2 separate regions of the Mus musculus genome follow, and region 1 is linked to region 2. Evidence: chromatin contacts called from ENCODE Hi-C or POLR2A ChIA-PET data. All regions are on one chromosome and are shown on one strand. Each heading gives the region's core, a stretch centred on a gene start or an enhancer-like site at or near the end of the contact. The rest is flanking DNA. Distances are from core to core; before and after follow the strand shown. Region 1 has its middle 5.8 kb from the start of Gm40436. Region 2 overlaps Gm32219 (a long non-coding RNA gene).

Region 1 (7,591 bases), core at 4,637-7,136, 41 kb after region 2:
CTGACTCTTCCTGAAGAAGTGTTGGTTTTTAATGAGCCCCGTTAACCTGGAGTGCTTCTGCTCTATACATGTCTGTGTGTGTATTTAGGGATTTTTTCCTTGTCAGCCACCACTACAGACTTTCATCTCTAACATAGACACCTTCAGTTACACGTGGGCCTCTTACTCCCTTGGAGTTCTGGGACAGTTGTTTAAACAAGAACTTCTATTTTCCTGACTTTATTTATTCAAAGTATTTTTGTCTCTAGCAGACCTTTTCATCTCCCTGTGGTTTTTCTGAAACCAAGTGAATATTTAGGAAACATTGGTATTATATTTCTGGCCTAATACAAAGTGAAGAAGTGGGCAAATAACAGCAGTTCCCAACAGTGACAAGAGTTGGCCCACTCTGTGATAAATTTTTACTATGGTGGCCCCAGTGAGCTGGAGTTTCTGGGGCTCATGTCCTCACACAGTCTACTGCCATGGCTATGAGCTTGGTAAGCTCAGCCTCACAAAGGAGCCATCTTGGAATGAGCCTCTAGCCCCAGGTGACTCAAGATCACTAACACTCTATGTAGCACAGAGACAATGATGAACCACTGCCGAACCCTGACCAGACTGCAGAATTAGGAGCAATTGAATCACTGCTGCCGTTTTAAGTCAGTGAGTTTGGAGATGGTTTGTATGTTATAGTAGATAATGGAAATACACACACACACACACATGCACACATATACGTGCACTCACACATGCACAACCTCATTCCTAAATAGCCACATATCAATACATTGTTGTGTTGACATCTGGCAAATGTAAATCTCTCCAACCCAAGCCATAACCAGATGTTGAAAGGAAGAAGGGGCCCGAGGTCACCAGCTCCTCTTCAGCAAAAGCTGTATTGTCTTATGTTATGTGACCATATCCTATTTTGACTTTCTCATAAGAGACCTTGCTGCAAACTTTAAAAGTTCAAGCTTCAGAAAACCTACATTTGGTCTAAAAATATGCAATAAATCCACGATTTATTGATCTAAAAATATACAATAAATCCACGATTTATTGATCTAAAATAAACAATAAATCTCACGAGTTTCCCCTTTGTAAGCATTTAAGTGATATGTGTGCTCCAGACTTTAAAATGATACCTATCCCTCACAACTCGTTATGCTACGTGGGTAAAGCTTGTGAGATGGCTTTGAATCATCTCTGCCTGTGGAAAGTTTTTGATCATGTATCCTTTCTGAGGAAGGCCGTTCACTGGGAAGTGCTCGGATCTCTAGCCTATGCTTTGAATCCCAGAGTTCTGTATTAGCATCTTTGCGGTGAAGCCGGCCAGGTTCATCCTGATGCATACGAGTCAGAGTATCTGCACAGCTGAGCAAAGGCTATACTTTTCTTTATTTCCCTTTTAAAAATAGCAATATAAACTTCTGACAGAAAATATGCCCTTCTAACAAAGGTTGAAGTGCACAACACAGAGCTGTGAAGCACAGGCACAGCCGTGTACCGCAGAGCTCACAAGCATCACTAGAACAGAATATTCTTATTTGTTGAATAGCATCCCTACATATCTTCTTCCTCCAAGCATCAACAATCAGCCACATCTCTATTTCTATGACTTTGTCTATTTTTGTCAAATATACTTTAGGTAAGTAGATTTCTGTAATATTTCTCTTTCTGTGGCTGACTTATTTCACTTGGCAAAATGCCCTCATAGTTTAGCCATATTTTAGTGTGTGTCAGGACTTCCCTTTCTAAGGCAGAATGAGAGCTTATTGTATGCATGTCTGTGTATGTGTGCTACTTTCTCTTTATACATTTGTATAGTTATGCTTCCTTATTGTTATGACAAACACCAGACAAAAGCAATCCAAGGAAGGGTTTACTTCATTCAGCTTGCAGTTTGAAGGGATACAGTCCCATGTGGCAATGTGACGGCAATTCGAGCTAGGCAATGTGAGCTAGGTAGCTGCTCATGCTGGCTCAGCAGTGAGGAAGAGAACGGAGAACTGAGGGCTGCAGCTTCACTGGCCTTCCCACAGTGGTGTGTCTCCCAGGCGACTTCAAATCCAGCTACACTGACAGTAAAGATTGCCATTACAACATCTCTCCAATGAGGGACATTTAGGCTGTTTTGTCATCTTGATTATAAGCAACGGGCAATAATACAGTCATTGTGGGAACACAACTATCTCTCATACTACCCTGTCAAATCAACATTTTTGAAAATAACCCCCAGAACTCAGATGCCGTTGTATCATAGAGGAGTTCTGTGTTTGTTTTTTAGTGACCTCCATACGGTTCCCCACATCCCCTTCACCATTTTACACTTCTATCAACAGTTTCAGAGGGCTCCAGTGTCTCTGCATCCTCCCCAAAATTGTTATGTGTCTATGTACACACTGGTTGATCTATTTAATGATTACTTTTATGATCATCCTAATAGATGCAGAGTGATACATTCTGACCATGTAGCCCTAGCTGGTCTAAAACTTGTGATCTTCTTGTCTCAGCTTCTTGGGTGCTAGAATTCTAGCCCAGTTCATTGTGATTTTGATTTGCATTTTCCTAATGGTGCAGCATGTTGAGCACCTGTCTTGTTCATGTATCTGCTGAGCATTCCTGTGTCTTTTATATGTCTTCTTTGGAGAAAAGTTGGTTCAAGTTTTTCTCATTTTTAAATATGTTATTTTGTTGATCTCCTCCTCCACCACCTCTTCCTCCTCTTCCTTCTTGAGGCAGAATTGGAGTTTCTTAAGAGACTTTTAATGTAGATTTTATGCACTAGGATTAAGAGAAAGAAAGGCATTCATGGAAAAAGTAAGATACACCTGAGAACATGGGTGTGGCCTCTCACAGGAGAGTATTGTTCCTTTTGTTTTAATTACTGAAATGTTTGTATGTATTGGGTATTAATTCCCATCAGATGTATGGTGTGCAAACACTATTGTCCATGCAGTGTGCTGTTCTTCCTGTTCAATTGTCTTTGCTGTGTGAAAGCTTTTTATTTCCTTTCCATTTCCTCCCCTTTTCCTCCCTCCATCTCTCCCCCCCTCCCTTCTTTCCTGCCTGCTTCTCTCTCATGCAACATTTCATTGAAACATTCACCATGTTCCTCCAGATGTAGTCGTGCTGTTGGAGCTTCCTTTGTGGTCATAGAACAATCAACACTGAGAGCTGCCAGTCTTTAAAGTCCACCCCATGCAGTGGGAACTCACGCCCTTCTCTCCATGTTGAGAAGACTGGAGAGCCAGCATTTTCTGAATGTATTCTTCTTTTGGTAATTGAGGTTACGGCTTGCCATGAAACTATGTTTAGAAGCTTCATACCTATTTTGCTTGGTAATGCCCTAAATACAAACAATAGCAACCATGGGTAAGAATGTGGAGAAAATGGAAGCTTTGTGCATTGTGGCAGGAATGAAAACTGAGCAGCTGCTATGGAAACAGCATTACAATTGAAAACACAATTGAAAACAAAATTACTCAGTAGCCCTGCAATTCCACTTCTGGGTGGAATTTCACAAGAATCAAAAGTAGAATCTCAAGGGGGTATTTGTAAATTTATGTCCTCAACAGCATTATTCATAAGAGGCAAATGGCAGAAGCAATCCAAATATTCATAAAGAAAACACAGTATGTGCATGCAGTGAAATATTATTTAGTTCTAAAAGGCATTGCAGTTCTGGCCTATGCCATACTGTGCATGGATTCTAAATACATTACACTCAGTGAAATGAGCCAAATGCAATGGCCAAGTCTTGTGTCTACTTCCATAAGTATCTAATGTAGTCAACATAATATAAACAGAAAATATAAACATAAGAAAATGGGAGTTGACAGAGCCTGCTGGTAGAAAGGATGAGTTATTGTTTAGCACGTGTAGAATTTTAGTTTGAGAAGATGAAAAATTCCTGGATGTGGTCAGACAAAATTGTAAATCCTTCAACATCACAGAAATGTACATTTAGCAATGGTTAAGACTATAGTTCTCAACCTGTGGGTCAAGACCCCTTTGGGTGTTGACCGATCCTTTCACAGAGGTTACCTAAGACCATCAGAAAACAGATATTTATATTGTGATTCATAAGAGTAGCAAAGTTACAGTTATGAAGTAGCAACAAAAATAATTTTATGGTTGTGGTCACCCCAACATGAGGAACTGTTCGAGGGGCGCAGCATTAGGAGGGTTGAGAACCAGTGGGTTAAGATGATAGGCAGGTGGTACACAATTTATTACAATTAAAAATTTAAGAACAAAAGGGAAAACAAAGAAATGTTTGTGGAGCCTGTTCTCACTGGGCTCACTGGAAAAAATTCTTATCTTCTATTCCTGAGTTTCGCAATGCTTTCTCCCTGGAAGACAGCAGAGTGCATTTGTTGATAGCAGGCACAGAGTGAACACTTGCGTATCCTCCCACCTATCTCACACAGCCATCACACAAGGCAGGTACAGTCATGATCCACACTTCACAGACGAGTAATGGTCTTAAAGGCCCAGCTAATAACGCCAGTTTTCTTGAGTATTCTTAAGGGGCTGCACAAGTTCATGGCGGAAAAGACTGGGCTACATGATAGAGACACAGTTGTCTGCTTGTAGACATGTAAGAGCTTTGGAGGAAATGGGCCATAGTCACTGTGTCTCATTCTCTCTTTAGGAAACCACGGCTATCATTCTCCTTCATGTGCTAATGACACCATAAGGCTTGCCCCAGAATCTGGAGTCATCCCGAGGTCTGAGAGATGAAAGTGAAGAAATCCATAGAACTTCACCTCTGCTTTATACACGATATCTGTGGAGTCTCACTAGAAAATCACTGCCCAACTTATAGCTCCTTCCATGAACTGTATTCATGCTAGATGTTCCTTTTTGTGAAGGTCTCCTGTTAGCTCCCTGTCCTTGATGAATCCTATCCCTGCTTCCACAATTCACTCAATTTGAATGACAGATAATAGGAGAATTCACATTTCAAATACTTGTTTTGACCAGAGATACAATATAGAAATGGACTGTCTTGTCTCTTTACAAGTCTACCTGGAGGGCCTGACATGCAGTTGGCAAGGGATTTCAGGCTTTCTTGTTCCCTGGAATTGAGAGGTATCCTCATCTTAGCAATGAACTTGAGCCCTTGAATCTGGAAAAGTACTAAGTGGGTGTTAGTTATCGGGTGAGCAATGGTTTATTGATAGTGTTCAATTGTTTCCATGAGGAGATTATTCCAGTACTCAACAGCAATATGCTGGTGTGTGTGTGTGTGTGTGTGTGTGTGTGTGTGTGTGTGTGCATGTGTGTATCTGCAGGTACATGTAAGTGTGGAGGCCAGAGGATAACTTCTGATGTCATCCTTAGAAATGCCTCCTCTGAGACAAAGGGTTTCATTGGCTTGGAGCCCACCAATGACGATAGACTAGCTGGCCAAGGAGCCCCAGGGATTATCTTATCTCTGTCCTTTTGGCATTGACCAAAAGCTCCTGCAGGCCTGGCCAGCATCTTTCCAGTTGGTCCTAGGGATTGAACTTTGACCCTAATGCTGGGAGGCAAGTTTTACCCACAGAGCTACCTCCCTGGCCCTGCAATATGCTCATTTGGCATGAAGATTGTGGTATGATTATGAGTTTTGTTTTACCACTCCGGAATTCCTCCCCAGGGAAGAACTGTATCTTGCTCTTCCCTCTCCTGTCCAGTGTGCAGCGCAGTGTCTTGGCAGCAAGCAGACAGAGCTCCTTGCCTGAATGAATGTGTGCTCTCTTCAGAAATGTGTCAATTATCTAATCCGTGTAATCACTTTTGTGAGGAAGCCTCCTCACATTGCTGGAGAATTCACTGCCAGGGTAAACCTCTGTATATTCCTTTACAATGACAAAAGGTTCGACTTCCCCATGTACCTGGTGAAATGCCACTCCGGCATTGGGAGCTCGATCCACTGGGCACAGACGAGCTTGGAGGAGGAGCTATGAAGATCACCAAGGACAAAGGGCCACTCCAGGGTTCAGAGCTGGTCTCGAAAAGGCCCCTCTTCCCTATCACCATCAGGGATGGGGTTTGGTGACATACATGAAGAACACACTTGGGAGATTATGGGAAGGTGGTGATTTCCAGGACAGGTTTGAGTGACAGAAGGAGATCTTATTTCACAAACAAGACAGAAGAGGGCAAGGAGGGTGTGTGTGCTTTGTGTCACTCCAAGGTTGACCTGCGATTGCCATCTCTGGAAAGGAAAAGTGAAAACTTTCCTCAAATTGTGAGGAAAGTGTGGTTTTCAGCTCTGCCCTCCCACTTCTTCCCTTTGTGTGTAGTCAAGCTTATTGTTGTATAAGTGAGGAAATGGAGGGTCAAGGTGGTAAAGCCATATCTTAGTTAGGAAATGAGTTTAGGCCTAGAATTGATACCTAGGCTCTTGCCCCGATGTGACTGTATCAACCTCCTCTCTGCCTTTCACAAACCCACATCTGTACAGTCCCTTTCTCATAGGCCCTCACCACTGTCCTAACTACCATGGATGGGACACTTACATCCCAGGCACTGTACACTTGCCATGGGTCTTAGTCAACCTCGGCAGCTTTATGAAGTCAATGTAATTATAATCAGTACATTGCAGGAGACCCCACTGAAGTAGATGTTGCACTGCAGTAGAGGCGAGACAGCTGAAGTCTTACGGTTGGCTCTGGCTCAGTATCCCTCACTTTTACACACTGCCCAGCTTCCCCACAACGGCATCACTTCCCCATGGTTCTCACTCCTCAACAGAATGGAAGTTACAAGGTTTTCGATTTAATCTAGTAACAATAATCTAAGATCAAACATAAATACTCCATATTAGTCTAAGAACCTCATGCTAGGTATTTCAATGGCGATTTATCTTCACCTGGTTCTAGAGGCTGGATGCCTGAGACTGCAATGTCCATGCATGCAGGTCCTCCTAAGGCCCCTCTCCTACCCTTCTACATGGCTTTCTCACCTATGAGTCCTCATTCAAGGTTCCCATAGTATAGCCTGTATCCTCTTCTTCTGAGGGTATGTGTCATATTAAAGTAAGGCCTACTGTGTGTTTGATTTAATCACATCTTTAAATAGCCATCTCCAAGTGTGAACTGGGATTGGAGAGGCCTGATACGCTGCCCCTTTTCATAGTATTTTCATCTGGAAACAGGTTTCTTAAATGTTTAATCCTAAAGGAATCATCTGCAGCGGCATGTCACACACTGAGGTGCCGAGAGAGAGGCTGTTTATTGGATGTGGGAAGAGCACTGGCTGAATGTGGGTTTTAACCTCACTTCCCAGGAGACTGGCTAACCCTAACTCTCAGCTCCACATCTGTTCTTGCAGGCACTTAGATGATGAAGAGAGGCAAATCTGACAAGCAGTGCCTGCTCACCGGAACCTCACTGATGCTGCACATTTCTAAGGACCATCCCTTCTAGAAGAATCTGTAAACCTCCCAGTGAAATATGCCTAACGGCTATTTCAAATTCCAAAGATGTCACGGGTGAATTCCCAGGGTCAGCAAATGATAGGGCTTCAGGGCCATTTACTGTGAGCTTGAGAGCTATTTGCTTGGTGTGCAAATAACTCCCTGGCTCCTGACTGAAGAGTGGCCAGTTCTTCTTTC
Region 2 (7,764 bases), core at 523-3,022:
GAGTCAGAGTGTTCGGGTTTGCCCTGGAGTCAGACGCTCTGCGTTTGAAGCCTGGTTGAATGGTGACCTCAGGCAAGTAGCCACTCTGTAACTCCGTTTCCTCATTAAAATGTGAGTGGCAGTAGGACTTTCTTCAAAGGCTTATTGTGAGGAACAGCATACAATCACATATATAAAATTACTTAGGAGGGAACATAGAGTCCTAATTAATTCTTATAATGACCCCTGATGGAGTTTCTATCATTTTCTCAGCTATAGATAAGAGGAAACCGAAGCCTGAGCAGGAAGAGAGCTGTCCCAACGATGTCTAGAAAGTGACACAGTCAGATTCGCAGCACACTGGTCTCATCCAGAACTATGCTTCACCACTGGCCCGGCTGCCTGCTGTTCCCCTGTGCTTGGACCCCAGGACTGAGTGGGACCAGCAAGTCTATGACACCCACAAGGCTGACGCTCTGTATGGATGCTCTTCTCCTCTGACTTCTTACTGAACAGGGATCAAGTTTAATGCAGTTTTGGATGTAAATGCTTGCAGCTATCATTTCAAAGGGAGACTCCTGATTTAAAAAAAAAAAGGCTTTGTCAAGTTCCGGGGGTACAGGAAGATGACTCTCTTAAGGCTTGGGGGAGTTGAAAGAGAATTTCACACTTGCTAATCGGCCTGATGCACAGGTCCTTCCTTAGGGCCTGTGAGGGTCCAGTGTGCCCCCCCCCCCATACGAAAATGGGTGTGCACGCTTCCCTCTCCTTCACCCATCAGTGTGTTTATGCTCAGTCTTCCTGCTCTTCGCTGTGCCTGGCTCGGGCTCCCGCACACCTGCAGGGAGCAGGAGGCATTACTTTTCCCCGCCCCCACAGGATTCCTGTGAACCCCAGGGTGGAAGCGAGGTCCTGAGGTCCTCAGGGGAAGAAGAGCAGATAGTAAATTGTATTTTTCTTCACGGTACCTTGCACTTTCACGTGGTTGTCTCAGAGGAAACACAAGCAGATCTCTGTGGGATAGCTCTCCTGCCAGAAAGCTCTCAGGAGCACCCAGCCCTCCGTTAGAGGCGTCTCAGGAGAGGGTACGTCTCCTATTTTATTGAAACACTTCCCGAGGTAGAGTCTGATTATGTATAGATGATCATTTGTACAAGGTCCTGTCACTTTGGGGCCTGGCTGTTTCATATTTTCTTTGAGGAAAATGTATTTTAAACATCTCCCCCCAACTTGGTTAATAGTTGCTCTCCATATAAAGTCTGTGTGAGTGAGCAAGATGGGCGTGCAAATGGCTGCAGAAATGGGTGTGGGAAACCATTTGGCCTCTGGTCTCAGTATGCTCATGCTAGGACACACAGACACTTAACCTGCTTGTCAGAGAGATGCCTGGCTGTCCTCGGCCCTGCCTGTTCCCTTCCTTATCCACACGTGGCACAGCAAATGGAAGGGCTTGCTGAGACATCAACCCGGGGAAGCCAGAATCCCTGTAAAGCTTGCTACCCCCGAAGCCTTTAGAAGAATCAGACATTGGAGGACTTGAAAAACCAAACAAGGAAAGCTGAGCTAAAGAAAGGCTGGAACAAGACGCAACAAGCCTCCTACAAATTATTCATAATTCCATTCTGATTCATAGCAGGAGTCAAAATAGCCTGCAAGCCCAAGGCTGCAGCTGGTGGGGAGAAGCTTGGCTGTGTTTGTTCAGTTCCTCCAATGAGGGCAGGCCAAGTGGAGGCCTGGGGAAGGGAGATCCCTGTAGATAAAAACGAGTCTTCAAGGCCAAATGGTCTTTTGGCTGAAGGTTCCAGATATTTGGTAACCAGATTTGGACTCTAACCAGGGAAGAGGTGGAGGAGAATCTAAGCCACTGTGGCTAGATAGACCTCCCTGGGGGTGGGGAATGCCCCTTCTCTGCCTTCATCCTACCCTTTGCAGATTATATCTGGCAAATGAGGTCCCTGTGGCCCGCCATTTTTGTCAGGTCACACCCCAGACCCGTGAATCAGCCAGCCAATTCACTATTCAAGAAAAGACCCCTGACTCTCTGTATCAAATGTTTAACTCCCCTGCTGAAGGAAGTCTCGCAGAAAACTCCCTTTGGGGGCTTTGGGTTTTTCTACCAAGAGAAGAGGCTGTAATGGTCCTGATAGGTAAACAAATTTTGGTGCATGCAGAGGTGCAATGGTTTGGAACACGGACGAGTAAGGGTTTGCTGGGCACCTTTGCCATGGAAGAGGAGCTCAGTCCTATTGGCTGTGCCTGCAGGCCTGTGACATCACGGGTGAGAAGCACACAGGGCATATGGCACGTGTTTAGCCTCAGAGGACTTTCACCCTGAAGCTCAGCATCTCCTGTGAAGTGACATGTGGCTTGGGGGCTAAGTTGCTTGATGTAAAAGCTAAATGTTAGTTAAAAACACAACCTGAAGTGCCCATGGGGGAGATGGGTCATAAGACGGATAGTGAAGAACGGACGGACAGGGTTAAGGTCTTCAAAAAAGAAAGGTGTTCCCAGCAAGAGGAGTGTGCTCTCAAGAATCATAGAGGTACTGATTTTCTGGAGAGAAGGGATGTCCTGGAAGGTATGAAATAAATGGGCTGAACCATGAAGGGCCCCAGAAATCTATGAAGAACAATTTAGAAAACAAGGGAGAGCTGTTTGCTTTTTTTTTTTTTTTAGTAGCAGGGACTGTGTTCTTCCATGGCTTCTCAGGAGGAGAAAAGATATTGTTTCATGGGAATCCAAAGCTGAGTACCACTCACATCCTAGAAACAGCTGGAGAGACCCAGCTTAGAGTTTGCATTTGAGATGGATGGCTGGGGGCTGATGGGAAGTAGAAGGGAGGTGGTGCTCTGGCTGAGAGGGCCTGGGCAGGGGAAAGGGGCACTCAGTCAGTCAGTCCCAATATGACTGGAGCCAGATATGGAGTTAACTCAAGGTCATGGGCTGGGGAATCTCACAGAGAGGGCCTGGATTCATGAACTGGGCCGGAGGCTGAAGTAGTCATAGAAGCTAGCAAGTAGGGAAAGATTTGATGCTGTGGAATTAGTCAGTTATCCATGGTAAAAATGAGACTGGTAAGATATGCTCTGGAAAAATCGCAACAAGTCAGTGATGGGTCACAGAGCCTTAAAGGCTGGCACTAAAGCTTCATTCAGTTGTGGGATGAGGTCAAGACCAACTGTGATTTGTTGGTGGGGTCATTCCACAGTCTGCATAGAGATGCCATAGGGTTGTAGCTATGTACTGTTGGCATCTAGGAAGCCATGGTGCTCATTTCTGGTGATGTTCATCAGTTAGAAACCACTGAGACAAATCCATGCCATAAGATAAGAATCTTCACATGACATGGAGAGAAACTACAATCATAGCTCAGAGATAGATGAGCAACTGTTTGTCGGGCTGGCTCGGATTGTGTGATGTCGTTTATCCACTGTGCTAACTCTAACTTGGGCTCTACAAGAACGGATGGACTGATGAATTAGTGAAGTGCACTGTGGATTTGGGAAGGCCAAGTGAACGGTGGCCTCAGCCCCATTGTTTAGCATGTCTTATTTGGCTTCAGTCTCCTGACCTCATAGATAGAAAGTGTGCTCCGTGTGGCCACAGAACTCAGGGAGTGCTCTGAGGCTGGAGCTGAGCACGCTTGATGCCCAGGCCAGCAGTCTTCCTCTGGATCGTAGCTTCCCCACCCCACCCCCACCCCACCCACCCCACCCCCACCCCATCCCCTGCACCACAAAGCCGGCACACTGACCTCACTTTCCCAGTCCCGCCCTTGGCCTCTCTTAGGTTTTGCATTAGGAATTTGGCCACAGAACTCATTTGCACAATGACTAAATTTGTTTCACATGTGGGATATGATTCACTTGGGGATGGATTCTAGGAAGAGGAATGGCAAATTGGTTCAGAATCCCCCAAGTGCTGGAAAATGTAATTAACTAGGCCGATGGTGAGAGCTAGTTGGGAGAAGATGAGGAGAATACGAAGGAGGATGAAGGGGGTGGGTTTTTTGTGGGGGGGGGGGACACGGTATGAAGAAGCAGCAGTAGATTGTCCCTTCTCTTACCAGGGTAAAGATGCAGAATTGAGGTCGAGGGTCATAATCTGCTCAGAGGTGGAAGGGTGGGCCAGGGGGATGGGATGGAGGGAGGAACCTGCTCTTTGTCAAGCAATGCTTTGGAGCAGTCACGTGGGTCTTGAGAAGCAGATGGTCAATGAAGATGCTCTAAGCCTGGCTCTTCAGGCACAAAATAGGTACAAAATCCATGTCAACCAAAATAAGTGGCTGTGTGTCCATGTGTCATCCTTACAGATGCCCTGGTGTCCTCTTTATAGAAGTAACTTGGGTCTCTGAATGGTTAACTAACTCCCCTAGTTTGCAAAGTGACTGATCGCATACAGAATTCAAATCCCACTCTCTTTTCCCTGCTGATGTTTTAGGGACCTTGACACTTAAGAAGAAGAACAAAGATGGGGCAGGGGGTATAGTGCCTTAGTAGAGACCTGGCATTGCCAAGGTCCTGAGTTCAACTGCTAGTACTAGGAAACAACAACAACAATGACAAAAAGAAACCAAAGTCCAAGTGAGGACAAGCCTTTGATGATGAATTCTGAAGGGTCACTTTTGGAATCTGAAGGTGTGGATAGAGTGCTTGCTACCATCAATCTTCCTAATGCTGGGGCCATTTAACACAGTTCCTCTTGTTGTGGTGACCCCCAACCATAAAATTATTTTTGTTGCTATGTCATTACTATAATTTTTCTACTTGTATGAACCATAATATAAACATCTGTGTTTTCTGATGGTCTTAGGTGACCCCTGTGAAAGGGCCATTTGAACCCCAAAGGGGTCATGACCCACAGGCTGAGAACCATTGCACAAAGCAATGGATTCCATACGAAGTACCTTATAAACTAGAGGGGGAGGCACATGCCCATAACCACAGCCCTCAGGAGGTGGAGGCAGGAGGATCGTCCTCAGATACAGAGTGAGTTCCAGCCAACCTGAGATACACGTTAGACTCTGCCTCAGTATAATGAGGAAGAATAGGGGTTTCTCCCTGTGTTTGTTTCCATGCATCCTGATAGAAGCCATCAGTGTCTGGTGCATGGTCCTGGTTCTGCCTTTCTCTCTAATTCCTTACACACAGAGCAGCAGAGCAGCAGTGCACACTGCTCTGTTCTTGAGGTATGTGCACGTCTTATTGAGGTTCCTAACAAAAGAACTCAACTTTGCTGCTTCGGTTCTCCAACTTCTCCCCTCCCTGACCCTTATTTATACATATATATATATATGTGTGTGTATATATATATGTATATGTATATATATATATATGTATGTATATATATATTCTAAAAGGATCAGAGATGAACCATTGATCCATTTGTTTGGAAAAATATGCAGCCTGCTGAGTCCACATCACCTTCAAGTGCTTTTGGTATTCAGAGACATAAAATCTTATTATTTGAGTTTGTTCAAAGAGGCATCCAGAACATGTCCAGGCAAGGCCTGGGGTGGGCTGATCTCGTGTGGCTGCTGGCTCCACGCGGGGGGGGGGGGGGGGGTTGGGGGGAATCACAGGACATCATGGCTGCATCTCACCGCCAGCTTTCAGGAACTAAGCCTGAACTTCTGGGGCCTGGCTGGAACCCACCCGCCATCACTGCCAAGCAGGAGCTGTGCCCCCACGGGCCGTCTGCAGAGGTAGCTATTGGCGGGCATTGAGAGCAAGCCAGTGGCTTAAGCCAGCTTTTGCTGGTAGCGTGGGCTGCCGGCAATAAAGCCCGAGTCCAGAGGACACTGGTGAAGTCACCCCCACCCCACAGCCTCCTTCAGCCACACAGCTGCACTAGATCTAATTGGATTTAGTCTGATCATCTTCGAAGCACAGCATGAGCTGGGCCATCAGTCCCAGCCAACCCGGAAGAAAACCAGGACAGGAAGGGACCCACCCAAGGTTACACTGAATCACTAGCATTTAAAACTGGAAGCACAGCTTCCATATTGCTATAGAAACGCATTTAAATGAATAAAAGCAATTGGGCACTGTTTAAATTACACCACTCCTTTCTGGGGCTAGATCATTATAATGCAAGTGCAAACAAATTAATACTTTCCTGCTTTTCCTTTTGGAGGGGAAGAAAGCAACAAGGTACCAAGGCTAACCACTTGACTGCGTGGTATTTCAAGAGTTCCTACTGTCTTAAAGAATCTGCAGGTGTTACATGTTGGCACTTTTGAAACACTAACCCCCTGAATCTTTGCTATTGTAATTTCTAAAATTTTTACAAATACATTTATGGGGAAAAAAGCCTGTTATTCAAAACTTAGAAATTCTCATATAAAGGGCTGGGGTGATGTAGTGCTTGCCACATAAGCACTGTAATCTGAGTTCATAGCCCCAAGCACCCACAAAAAGGACAGGACAGGCCTGTAACCCATGACCTCAGTCCCTGTAACCTCAGAGCTGGCTGGGCAGAGACGAGCAGACCTCTGGGGCTAGCTGACCATCTGGGCTAGCTGAAACAGACCATCCCAAAAGACAAGGAGAAAAGCAATAAGGAAAATGCTCAACGTCACCCTCTGTACCACAAATGAGTGTCCCTGTACATATGCACACATACACATATACATGCACACGTACATGCACATGCACACGCACACAAATTCATTTCTAAAAATATAGGAAACAAATGCCATTTTGAGTGACAATTGAATAACTTTTAATATTTCCATACTTCTTCAGTCTCTCTTCTATGAATATATATTAATATATATTAAATATATATATTTCTTTAAACAAAAATAGGATTTATTTATTGTACAGTTTGGAGAGCTAAGGTTTTTGATTGCACATTCCATTTCTAGAATATTAAGATCCCAAACACATTCTTCTGAAATGCAGTGAAGAAATGAAGATGCCATTCATCATTCATTTATGGCACCATGATGTTTGAGTGACGCACAGGATGGACTACAGTTGACTAGCATTCCCATCACCCCACACTCAGAGAGGAAGAAGGGGTAGACACTCCCCTAACTTCCCGAGAGCTGGCCTTCATCCCCATCCTCACAGGCTTCTGTTCTCAGTAGCCGTAGGCAGTTCTCCCCTTGGCTCTTTCCATCTGGTGCCAGGTCACTGGCTTCCTTCTTTAAAAACTCATCACTCCAATCATGTCTTCTCTTTGGACATCCATATCTATTGAAATACCACCTTTTTCTCAGAAGCATCTAAATACAATCAAATGTCTCCCATGATGCATTTTCTCTTGATCTCTAGTCACTGTCCATAATCCACCTTCAAAAAATATTCTTGTTTGACAGGGGGAGCATACTTATGAGTGGAAATGTAGAATTTTGGTATATGTATGTGATGTGTAATGATCAGACTGGGGTAAGCAATGTATGTCATGTAAGATATCGTCTTAGTTAGGGTTCCCATTGCTGTGAACAGACACCATGACCAAGGCAACTCTTATAAAGGCAACTTGTAATTGGGACTGGCTTAAAGGTTCAGAAGTTCAGCCCATCATCATCAGTTATCATCAAGGCGGAAGCATGGCAGCATCTGGGCAGGCATAGTACAAGAGGAGCTGAGAGTTCTACATCTTCATCTGAAGGCCACTAGGAGAAAACTGGCTTCCAGGCAGGTAGGACGAGGGTATTAAAGCCCACACCCATAGTGACACACCTATTCCAACAAGGTCACACCTCCACATAGTGCCACCTGGGGCAAGCGTATTCAAACCACCACAGATATTTAGTCATTTCTTTGGCTTGAGAAC

What was found. Hi-C counts contacts between places; a loop is a spot of excess contacts on that map. ChIA-PET counts read pairs that join two places held with the same protein, here RNA polymerase II (POLR2A).
Region 1: a map of gastrocnemius shows a loop between it and region 2 (2.3-fold over the local background). The contact joins two enhancer-like sites. A Hi-C loop is called at or near these places in 1 of 37 maps with a recorded cell type or tissue (gastrocnemius). POLR2A ChIA-PET finds 5 or more read pairs at or near these places in 1 of 5 experiments (Patski).

The regions. Positions count from the first base shown.
Region 1 is chr12:70,580,955-70,588,545 of GRCm38, forward strand. No RefSeq gene overlaps it. Among named protein-coding and RNA genes, the nearest start is that of Gm40436, 5.8 kb to the right of the region's middle. Within about 2 kb of position 5,887, at least 1 of the 3 ENCODE cell types and tissues checked has a DNase peak (open chromatin) inside an H3K27ac peak, as active enhancers do; it is gastrocnemius, where a contact is called at or near this core.
Region 2 is chr12:70,543,642-70,551,405 of GRCm38, forward strand. It overlaps Gm32219 (a long non-coding RNA gene), which reads left to right. Exons shown (of 4, transcript XR_872795.2): 4 at 253-946. Among named protein-coding and RNA genes, the nearest start is that of Gm32219, 12 kb to the left of the region's middle. Within about 2 kb of position 1,773, at least 1 of the 3 ENCODE cell types and tissues checked has a DNase peak (open chromatin) inside an H3K27ac peak, as active enhancers do; it is gastrocnemius, where a contact is called at or near this core.